Linked DNA regions of Homo sapiens: region 1 is linked to region 2. A link is a loop called in an ENCODE intact Hi-C map of the cell type or tissue named here. Cell type or tissue: IMR-90. All regions are shown on one strand. Each heading gives the region's core, and the rest is flanking DNA. Links, peaks and the distances in the headings are about the cores only.

What was found. A loop is a pair of places that touch in the nucleus more often than their neighbours do. Peaks named below come from ENCODE experiments on the same cell type or tissue, not always from the same donor. Only the 100,000 strongest peaks of a DNase experiment are listed, where the experiment ranks them.
Region 1: a loop joins it to region 2, with 7 times the contacts of the local background. A loop is called at or near these places in 10 of 110 quality-filtered maps.

Annotation. Positions count from the first base shown.
Region 1 is chr6:127,119,662-127,124,661 of GRCh38, reverse strand. The region is part of intron 1 of RSPO3 (R-spondin 3); the gene reads right to left. LOC105377989 (a long non-coding RNA gene) reads left to right here. Exons shown (of 14, transcript XR_002956387.2): 4 at 2,926-5,000. Among named protein-coding and RNA genes, the nearest start is that of RSPO3, 3.5 kb to the right of the region's middle. In IMR-90, for the core only: a CTCF peak has its summit at 3,082 (motif pointing right); a DNase peak (open chromatin) is centred at 3,101; H3K4me3 peaks cover 194 bases; H3K27me3 peaks cover 1,828 bases.
Region 2 is chr6:125,311,048-125,317,559 of GRCh38, reverse strand. No RefSeq gene overlaps it. Among named protein-coding and RNA genes, the nearest start is that of HDDC2, 12 kb to the right of the region's middle. In IMR-90, for the core only: a CTCF peak has its summit at 3,260; a DNase peak (open chromatin) is centred at 3,249; H3K27me3 peaks cover 861 bases.

The sequences.
Region 1 (5,000 bases), core at 1-5,000, 1.8 Mb before region 2:
TTTTAAGATATTCAATCATGTGAAACCCTGAGAAAAATCTCTAATTAAGAAAGCAATCTACATTTGCCCTTAAAATCAAAGGCCAAGCAAAAAAAAAAACTGTGCAATTTATGATGCAACATTTTTTCAAATTATTATTTTCAAAAAAAAAATGCCAGCACATAATGCACTGTTAGAAGAAATAGTCCTAACCAAGTCAAACATAATTTCAACACACTGTCTTGCATGATCCTTACTGTGCTCTTAAAACTGAATGATGTTTTCCTAATGGTAACCAAAGTTTTTTCTTACATTTCATGAAACACAATATCCACTCTGATGGCATTTCAAGAATTCACTACTTGGAAAATAATTTTTTTGGGGTGGGGATGGGATATGTGAGTGAATAGTGAAGAAGTAGGAAGAGAGAGATCAAGATATGTCCAAAATGAAACATTGGGATGGAGACAAAGGGGAAAAGACAATTTGGCAAATCAGTATATCTAGAATAGTTTTATTTTTTCATAGCTCATTCTTATAATTGCAGAGGTGTATTTTGGTCTTAACTCTACATAGGGCTCTGAAAACTCTACATAGTACTCTGCCAACATTGCATAGGATTCAAAAGAATTATTACAACTAAAAAAAGATTAACCATTGAACTAGAAAATATTTTAGACATTTAGTAGCAATCTGGAGATCTCTGTCCAGATTCAAATAATCTAAAATAATCAGATGTCTAATAAATTCATTTTGGAGCAATGCAGCAAGGGTTTCCCCATAATAACTGGAAAATAAAATTTTACTACACGTTGTAATTTCCATTCATTGCTTTCTGGGGACCTAATTTGTACAATATTAAATGCCAGGGAATTATTTAATGGAGAAATGACTTAGTAAAGCTTATCTATTTGCAAGTTCAAATACTCTTCATATTTCATGTTTAAAGGAATATTGAAATAACAACATTAAATCAGTTTCATACTCATTCTTACATTCTCATTACTTGAGTAACTTGGGGCTAAAAAGAAGGTATTTTAAAATTACCATTTCTAACGTTCTTGTTAAAATCCTTCTATTAAAGTAATAAACGGAATTAAAATAGTGTCACCATGGGATATTTTGAGAAACAACCCTGATAATGTAATGATGATTAAATTTGAGTTCACAAAGATGTTTTTCCTTGCATTTAGATGTTGCCACTACCGCATATGAATTTGCATTTGTCTTGATTTATACAGCTGTTACACGACGTATCAAAGAATACACTTTCTTCAGCAAATTCTATTCGTGTCTGTATCTTTAAAACACTGTTACTCTCAAAAATAAGGCAGACTGGTGAGAAACGTAGACAAGTGTGAAAAATACATTGTAGTCAATATCCAAACCAAACTTTCATTTGAAATTAATATTACAAAATGTATAGTAGAATTAAAGATTTTTCTATTTTATCAGTTAACTTGTTATTTTCCAGGATTCACAACATAATCACAAAGGGTGTGTCATAATTTCAAAGACTGGCTCAACATCTGAAACAATGTCATGAGCAATGACCAGTACATTCCAATAGTCTGTTTTTATTTTATTACCATGAAAATTATTTCCTTTTTATTCTTTCTCTCTTTCTTCAGACGTCTTTATGAAAGACTTGCGAAGTTTTATAGATTGTGCAATGAGTGCTTTTAAATTATTATGCATATAATGGCTTTTCAAAACTTGCATTTATCTAGAGTCTGAACAATTAAAACCGAGCTACTAGATGGCATCAAATAAAAAGGATGCTAAATGCCATCTGATGTTTCTAACAATAACCTTCTGGCACAGAATAATCCCATAGTATCTCCTAGATAATCAAATGATATATTCCGTTTAGAAAACTTTACTATTAGGTATTTAATTCTTTGACATTGATCACCATTATATAAAATAATGAGTTCAAAAATTTCCAGTCAAGGAGAACAGTTTATTCTCTAAACCTATTGAATAAATGATGGCCTTGAGACCATCTAATTTATTACTTAATAAACCTGATATCTTCTCTATGACCAGAATATAGAATAAAGGTGTACATAACTGTGAGATTCATGGCAGGAGACAAGTTCCACTTGCTAGATATATGGCATTATGTAGGTTACTGAGCCTCTAGTTCTCAGGCCTTTTCTTTCTAAGATGGGAAGATAAGTACCTGCTTCTTCACTTCAGTGGCTATTTCAGGGCCCAAGCAACTAATCCACGTGAAAATGTGAGGCCCCACTAAGATTCTGTGGCTATCATTATGGCAAAAAAAAAGTGCTTCTTAATGTTATTAGCACACAATCTGGAATTCAAAGGTTGAGTCATTTTTAAGAGCTGTATACCAATTCAAATAGATAAAAATTTATTGTGTATTTATTCACCCATAACTAAATAGACATTTTAAAGTACAAGGGTCTTGTCTTAAAACATTGTTTCTTTTATGAGAAGAAACACTAGTTTGTAATAACTAGGATCACTAGTTTATATCAAAGTAGAGACAAATGGAATTACAGTTGTTTTAGGGAAACAGGAGAATACTGATATGGCTTTATTTGCTATTTCTGAGGATAATGCATGATTCTTTGGACATGACAATATTTAACACTTCAAATGAATGTTCTTGTTTACAAAAAAGTTTCCTACTAAATCAAGAGAGACCATTAAATTTTTTGTAGAAGTTTTTAACACCTAATTTTCTACCTGTCATATCTTTATTGATGATTTTAAGCTTAGGAAATTGAAACTATATAACTACAGGCCAGAAGACTCCTTAAATATTCACTTAATTGTCTCTTGAAGAAACAATTAGGATAGCCAGCCTCTTTTGAAAACACGTTTGACCACATGTTTTCATTTTAAAAACTTTTCCTAGTCCTTACTTGAGAAACAGGAACTGTGAATTGAATCTTTTTGTTCGTTTTTTTCCCCCAGAGATTTCAAAACAAACGGTATATCTGAGTTTGTGCACATGCAGTTTGACCTTGAGTTTCTGGGCATTTAAAGAGGACCTCTCTACCCTCCACTCCTTCCTCCTTAAGTCATACTGCACCTGCCAAGAGTCTAGTCTGTCTCCTCCGAGGACGCAAGGGGTCGCCCCTCTACCAGGATTGCACCAGCAAACCAAGCCGCAAACGCAGACTCAAGTGCGAAGGAGCAAGAGCATCGCTGTGGGTGCTGTCTCCCAGTCCCACTCCCACAGAAAAATTGGAATTGCAACCCAGTTCCACTATTCCTTCTTTCATCCCCTCAACACAAACAGAGGTCTCCTTTGACTTGGCCTTGAGATGATTAAGGCAGGTCGAAAAGCAGTTTGCCTTTTGACTCCTCTCGGCCCAACCTAGAGGTGCATCATCCCACAGCTCCCTGAGGCAGCGCCCGGGGAAAGCTTCCTGCGCCGTGGTCCTCGCTGGGGGAGGTGGGCACAAAAGGACTACAAGCTTTCTTTCCTGTGTCTTCCTTCAGAATCAGGGGCCCCAAAACTGCAAAGCGAGACGCCTCTGACACTCAGTACCCTGTCCCTCCTTGACAAGTGTGTGGCTCCCAGCCCGGGGGTCCTCGGTGGGGGTAAAGGAGAGAGCGTGCTCTGGGACGCCCAATGGGCACGGGCTGGAAGAGCGGATGGAAAGCAGAGTGGGTTGCGCTCCAGCCCGGGCTCCCTATGCCCACTGACCCTGAGACTCAATTCCCCAGGCCAGACCCTGGGAGGAGAGGAGGCGGGGACCGCCAGGCGCGTGGACACCGCTGAACCCCAGGCCTCCCCTTCCGCGTCCGGGCCGGAATGAAAGAGTGGGTGGGGAGTTACCAGAGTACACACCATTCGGAGGCCAAGAATAATAAATCGGATGCCCTGACATATTTAGTTTGGGCTCTCCTGCCCCCTGCTAGGTGATCCTAAAGGCGGTGAGGCCCGGCCAGGGCCCCTGTCGCTCTGGCACTGCCACCTTTTTAAAAGGCAATTTTCAGGTGAATCAAACCTTGTCTGGCCGAGGCCAGCAATACAAAGGGAGCTTTCAGGGGACCCTCATGCCCAGGGGCAGGGCAGGGACAAACAGCGGCCGAGAAGCGATTACTAAATTTCCATCTCACACAAGCCGGTGTTGTGTCCTCCGCGCTGCCCCGACGTCTGCCCCGAAAGGCTTCCCGGGCGGGACGCTGGGAGAGGGATCCCCTTGGGAAACCAGGTGGGGCCGCTGGGCCTGGGCTGCACGCCGCGGAGGTGCGAGAGCCCAGAGCAGCAGCATCGCTTCCTGCCCCTCGCGAGCTCCAGGAGAAGTTTCCTCCTCCCTCTCTCCACCAGCGCCCCCAACCATAGAGCCAGGGTCGCCCCTGCTCTGAGATCTGCGAAAGGACTCCCCATGGGAACACAGACACTAGAGCAGCGAGGGCGCCAGGCTACCCTGGAGCGAGGAGAGGTGACACCTTCGCATCTGTCCCTTCATCTTGGGAAGATTCTACCTTTCAGACAGACCAACCCAGGTTGAGGCTGCCGTGGTGGTGTCCGCTTAATTCCAGCTAGGACACCGTCTTAAGAAGCCATCACAATCCAACCCTCCAAATAACAGCATTAAGGGCAGCGAGGAGGCGAATCTTTAGGGAGACCCCACTCTCTGTACGTGTGTGTCCCAGGGGACACACTTGAAAGGGCCAGAGATGGTACAGACGCTCACATGTGACAAGAGAGAACCTGGAAACTCCGCACCTCCGGCTCCCCACAGCTGGGGTTTTGCTGTCTTCAACCCTCGGGCGGGGGACGTCCGGCAGCTCTGCAAACGCGCAGACACGCGAACCCCATCGCCTCGCGCGCCCTTTGGCTCCGCTGGTGCGTGTCGGGGATGCGGCCGCGCAGGCGCTCGCTCCCTGGCTTCCTGGCCGGGTAGCGGGCGTTCGGCTACCGGAGTCCAGCCTAAGGGCCCAGCCGAGGTCTCCCCGCGCGAGGCGGTTGCGCTAGGTGAGCGGGTACCGCGGCCGCGCCTCCCTTGTCATTTACTCAGCGGTCAGAGGCATCC
Region 2 (6,512 bases), core at 728-5,727:
TTCCTTTGTTCTTAAACATTTTATTTTACTTATTGCTACTTTTTTTAAAAACAGAGATGAGGTCCTACCATTTTGCCCAGGCTGCTGTCGAACTCCTAGGCTTAGGCAATAATCCTTTCATCTCAGCCTCCCAAGGTGTATTGCTACTTTTAAAAATTCAGAGTTAGAGATGTCATTGGTTTGGTTCACAGAAAAGGCAGACTTTTGATTGCGTATCTAAAATTGGAAACTGAGTTCAAATAATTCCATTTTATAGTTGAAAACTCCATTTTTAGACACCAAAATTTAATTCTTTAATAGTCACAGTGGTCTCACACTAGCTGGAATTATTATTTTTTATCCTCAAAACTTATCTCAATTTTGCTTTACATTTATGGCATTTTATTTTTATTATACATTGTTTTTCAAAGTATTGTATGCTATATTCTTATTTTTTTAAACTCAAACCTAATTTTTGGTAGGATTCTACGAGCATTTCGCATTATCATTCAAGCTAATTGTACTTAAAAACAAACAAACAAAGAAAACAGGTATGAGGATTACCAGCTTGAAGGCAGACTCGCTCGCTAGAAAAGTGTCCACATAACCAACTTTAGCAGGATGTGGGATTTTTGCCATTGACTTTTTTCCATTCATGGTCTTACTTGTGAACAGTGTAAGTGAAATGAGCTGGTTGGTGGTCTGCGCCTGTCCGGTCATTGCTGGGAAACCGTCAGGATTACAATGGTCCTTTGTTGGCTGGCTTGGCAGCTATGCCAGGAGCTGAATGGGCCACTGAGACTGAACTAGTTACGATGACTGCTCTGTCCTCTCAAACAACCAGAAGCCCTCCCCGTCTCTTAGCCCGGCCACACTGAGATGACAGCATGGATGTGGAGATGCTCCAGTTGCCCCCACCAATATGCTTCACCGAACTGCTTAATGGAAAATTCTGGCTTTCTGATGGTCACTCTCAAATTCAGGAAGAGCGCCAATCTCACCAGAAACTTGCAAAAGAATGTAGAAAAGCAAGATAAAAAGTAAATCACAAAAAAAACTGGTATGATGGTGTGCTAATCAATCTCACTGAAATCGCTTAGTGATTGTTAGCTAAATAGCTGAGAGGAGGGAGAATAAAAGATGAAAAAAAAAATCAGAAAAAATAAAAAATTTAAAAAAAGCTCCTGGAGACAGGCAGCCCAAAAGTCTGATCTGACCAATTTAGGTCATAGTGAATTTTTATTTGTTGGTTTTTGTCATATTAGATCTCCCAGAGTCTAGATTTTTAACTTTATATGCATCCCCTACTGACAGAGAGAAGGAAACTGAAGATTATGAAGCACGTAGGATAAAAAGATGATTAAATATAAAACAAGTTGCTTTCTCTTCTAACAGCTTTCTGCTCACCCAGACTTCTGGTTTTATTTAAAAAGCCACTGCCTTTGGAAACACATAGGGTCTTTTCAATAGGAAAAGATCAAATGATGTTAATCAGGCCATGAGGCCTAATGCTTTAATGCAACTGTCTCTTTACATTATACACATTCCAGCTCTATAAGGGGGAATGATTTTTATCCTAGAATTTCTTTTTTTCTCCTTCTTCTTTTCCTCCCCCTCCTCCTCCTTCTCTGTCTCTCGCTTTAAATCTTGTTTGACCAATCCGTACAGAATATGCTTGCTTCTATAATTCTTCCTTTCCAATCCCCAACAAGGAACAATCTATTGTGTCTTACAATGAAGAAAGACAAGATGATGGGACAATGCATCCCTCTTCTCTTTTCCACGTTCCTCGCATTTTTGGTTGCTCATTTTAGCCTACATTTCAATGCACTGCACGTAGCCCAGGCTTCTGTCTTCTCATCACCTTTTCTCCTCCTCAGCTATTGGTTCTGCCTGATGGATTCAGTTCCATTTAACTACAGATGTAAATGCATTTACAGCTGTTCTCAATAGCTTTTTTTGAGCCAGTCTTTTCTTCAAGAACACAACCATCATAGTTTGAATTCTGTGGCATGTTAAGCCTGAAGATGCAAATATTGAGGGGTTGGGGGAGAAGATGCGTAATAATTGTCTTCAGATATTTGACCTGCCACCCTGTTGATGTAGGATTAAACTTCTATAGGAATATAGAGCCATTGGAGCAGTGATTCTGAAAGAGGGGCATGTGGTAAGTAGAGTCACTTGGGGACTTCCTCAGGTTATAATTCCTTTCTCTGCTGAGATGCTCATGTGCCTGCTGTAGAGTGCCACTGTTACAATGGGAATGTGATCTATTTCCTAGGAGCATTAGGATGGAAAAATTGAGAGAACTAGAGAAGTGTGCTATAAATTCCACAAGATCAGGTAAACTACATATAACTTCCTCACCTTTTTATTTGTAAGCCCTCACAAGGACTGGCACATGGCAGATGCTCAAAAAAATCTTAAAGTATTGTCTTGTTTATGAATTAAAATTTAAAACTTCAGGGAAACAAATTTTGTTTTAATATAAGGATTATCTAATAATTTGAAGCATTGTCCAAGGTGAGTTGTCATGACAGACAGAAACTGGGGGTACTGGTATATCCATGGAGAGTTGACCCGATCTATGGGACTAACAGAAGGGCAGCCAGTTTGTCCCCAGGCCAAGAGAAAACCCTAACATGTTTTATTTCATGGCCGTGAAAAGATTCATGATTCGGAGGGTATAAAGAGATGCATCCTATCATATCATCAGTTTAAATCAGGGAAACAAATCCTTATGCCTTGCTTTCTGAGGATTCTATGTTAATTTGAACTACAGTTTATTAAATTCTAAATTTCAAATTTCTATGTATAACAATTTGGGGTTTATTACTAAGAATAATACTTGTACCTTTGAAAGTCTCTGAGTACTTGGGTCTCTTTCTCTAGAGCTCTACATGAATGCTGGTACATATCAGCACAAAGATGCCTTCTGCCTGCAGACAGCAAAACCTTTTAACCTCACCTCTTTGCCGTAGTAATTTGGAAACCAAATTTGGAAAAAGCTTGATAGTGGCGCACAACAAAGTCCAACATTTTCTTGAAACATTGGAAGTCTTTTGAGGTTTTGCCCTCTTCCTCTTCCTTTTTCCTGCTCCTTTGTAATTCTAAATGAAATTCATCATCCAAGGGAATGGGGTATGGTGATAACAATTTTTGATATCAATGTATTGCACAGTCATTTGCACTGAACATCTGTGGCCTATTATAAGGAAGTCATAAAGTGGGAAGCCTCCACCAGCGTTGATGTGAGGATATTTTGGTCAAGAGCGCCACCTCTCAGCAGCGAATCAAAGTGGCCCCCTGTGGGCCAAAATCAGAGGAACCATTGGCCAGCGGAAGAGTGAATAATCTAGTCACTAGTATTTTCTCACGGCTCTTCACCCAATTACCTTTTTATTAAACAGTGAGAAAGTGCCTGAGACTGTACATCGTGTCGGTTTTAGTGGAAGCACACGGGAGGTGGATAAATCTGGGCTCTGAAAAATAGCCCTGAGTGTTCTGTGTCAATAAAAATCTACTACTAAAAGACGGCAATGGAAAATTCTTAGCTACTTATTTTAAAATGTAGATCCTTACAGAGTAAAACAAGTCTTCAGACTTTATCGAGGTTAAGAATTATTCCTTAGCATTTTAGAGATCTTAGAGTTCTTCTAAGCCCTTTTGTTATAGGTGAGGAATGTGGGGTTCAGAGTGGTGCAATGACTTCTAAGACTCCCCTATTGACTCTCCAGCCACTGACTGCTGCCCTCAGGCCCTTTCTTTTGAACTCTTTTTTTTGGATTCCCAGGATTTTACAGCTTAGAGGGTACCAGAAAATTGAGACTAAATAAAAACTAATTGTGATATCTTAGACTGTATCTGAATAGAGATTTTATCTTTATACATTTGTTGCATGTGGCTAGTGCAAATAAAGTACAAATCTCTCTATCCATAACACACACAAAACACAGATGTTGATTTCTGGATAAACTTATGTAAATCACTACACATGTGTCTGAATTTATTCATGCAAAAATTTTGAAAAAGCAGTTTTAGATTCTCCTTTATAGGGAGCTTTAAAGTGATTTAAAATATACACCTGTACGTATTAATATGATTTGATGTTCATACGATATTTTCTAAGTAACTTGTCTTTGTTTTTTTTCCTGAGACAGGATCTCACTCTGTCACCCAGGCTGGAGTACAGTGGTGCGATCTCAACTTACTGCAACCTCCGCCTCCCGGTTCAAGCGATTCGCCTGCCTCTGCCTTGTGAGTAGCTGGGACTACAGGCATGCACCACCATGCGCAGCTAATTTTTGTATTTTTAGTGGAGATGGGGTTTTATCATGTTAGCCAGGCTGGTCTCAAACTCATAACCTCAAGTGATCCACCCACCTCGGCCTCCCAGTGCTGGGATTACAGGTGTGAGCCACTGCACCTGGCCACTTGCCTAACTTTTAACAGAGACTTTTGGAGATAATGTCATGTTCTGAGTGACATGGAGGAAATTTTACCTCATTTTTTTTTTTTTTTTTTTTTTTTTTTTACTGTGAAGTGGTATTGCTGTCACAGGAAAAAGGCAGTAGGCTAAGGATGAGAACACTTAGGTTCAAGTTCAGGGTCAGCCACTTAGTAGCTCTGTGGTTTAACCCAAGTCACTTAAACTCTCCTGGGGTGTGTGTGTCTGTGTCTGTGTGTGTGCATGTTAGAGGGCGGGTGTGGTAATAAGAAAATCTAAACTGCCTTTCTCATTGGATTGTTCTTAGCATCAAATTCAATAATGTACTTGAAACTTCTTTGAAACATAAATCAAGTTTAAGTTAGTATTACAATGGCCAGAGCATTTGCTCACCACCATGTAGCATGCCAAGTGGAGGCAGTGTATTTAAAGGTTAAAAGCCAAGTTCTTTGATCTGCCAGTTTGGATGGAATCCCAGCTTCACCACTCACTGGCTGTGTGACCTCTGGTGAGTGCTGAACCTGCCTAAGTTCAACATCCTGATGGAATACGAATGTAGTATTACACATATCTTGTTGGGTTGTTATAAGTACAGTGATGCATGCAAGACATGAAGTGGGAGGTCAAGCCCATAACACGTCAATGTTAGTTTGTCTTCACATTATGAGATTCCTGGCTCTTGCTTTTCCTGGGGTTCTGGGGGATAATCAGTCTAGGAGAGTTTGGCCTGTTAGCCTTTGAAACGTTTACTTAGATCTCCTTTACTTATTTACAGAGCTAAGACGTCACCTCAAATAACATAGGACAAATTAATGTGTCATGAAACAAAATCATCTTCAGCAAAGATTCAAGAGTTTGAGGGCTAAACCCGAGAATATATATTTTTTATTCTAACTTCCTCACTCTCATCTTCAGAGCTATGTCCCTTTCAGAAAAATTCTACTTCAAGAGAAGATTTGGTTTCAGGATGTCTCCTGGACTGGAGGCATGTACCTAGTAAGTGTCCCCAATAATTTCAGACCCTTTATAAACTTGATGGATTTCATATATAACTCATTGTTTTGTATTACAAATAATTTGGTTCACTTACTCTATTTTCCCTTTCCAATTTTGAACTTCACGAAGGGTTAGACTTTTTCTGTCTTTTCTCACTATACCTAATATTTAAGTCACATGAATGATTCAAAGATCATTAATGCTCTGACATTATGTAAGCTTAGACTCCTGTTGTGTCTCACTTACCTTCTCATTGGGCATCTTTGAAAAGTTTGCTTTAATTCTCTGAATCTCAGCTTCTTTGCTCACAAAATGAAGGCAACCTTACTGAGTGCTGATGAATTTGGGAAATAATACCTGGAAAGCCCCCAGTACAAAAATAAAAGCCTTCAATTAAAGTTCCCTATTTATTTTTTACAAATAAAAAAAAAATTCAGGCTTTGGGGGATTGTTGCAGAAAAAAAGGGCCAAGTACAGTGGCTCATGCCTGTAATCCCAGGACTTTGGTAGGCTGAGGCAGGATGATCGCTTGCGGCCAGGAATTTGAGACCAGCCTGGAAAACATAGTGGGAACTCATCTCTACAAATTAAAAAGCTCACTATTAGTATTTGTCTTCTTTAAGTTGTCTGTTATGGTTATTACCAGTACGATGGCCTTCATCTCTATGCGTATGCCTAAGTATTGGCTCAGATTCCCAAGAATGAAAGAAACACGTGGGAAAGGAGGAAAAAAAACACAGGAGCATGTTGAAAGCAGATCCCTTTTGCTAAACCCAAATCAGCCAACACAGAACAATAAATGTATTCCGTGGTCCAGAAGAGAAGGCGCAGCAGGTTTCAGGAGTCTGATAAAAGAGAATACTAATGAGATGGTGCCACTTAGTGGTAGTATTCTAATACTACAGGTGGCTGCTTAGTAAAGCAGTGAGGAGTTCATGGCCAAAGATGCCTCCATGTGTTTTCCCTGTTGTCTTTATTGAGTAGGTGGGAAGAGAGGCACAATGTTTCCACACTCTTCTCTCTAACCTGCCCTGAGAGGTGCCATGGACAGCACCCATGATCTGTTTAGCAGTGCTTTGCAGCTTTGCAT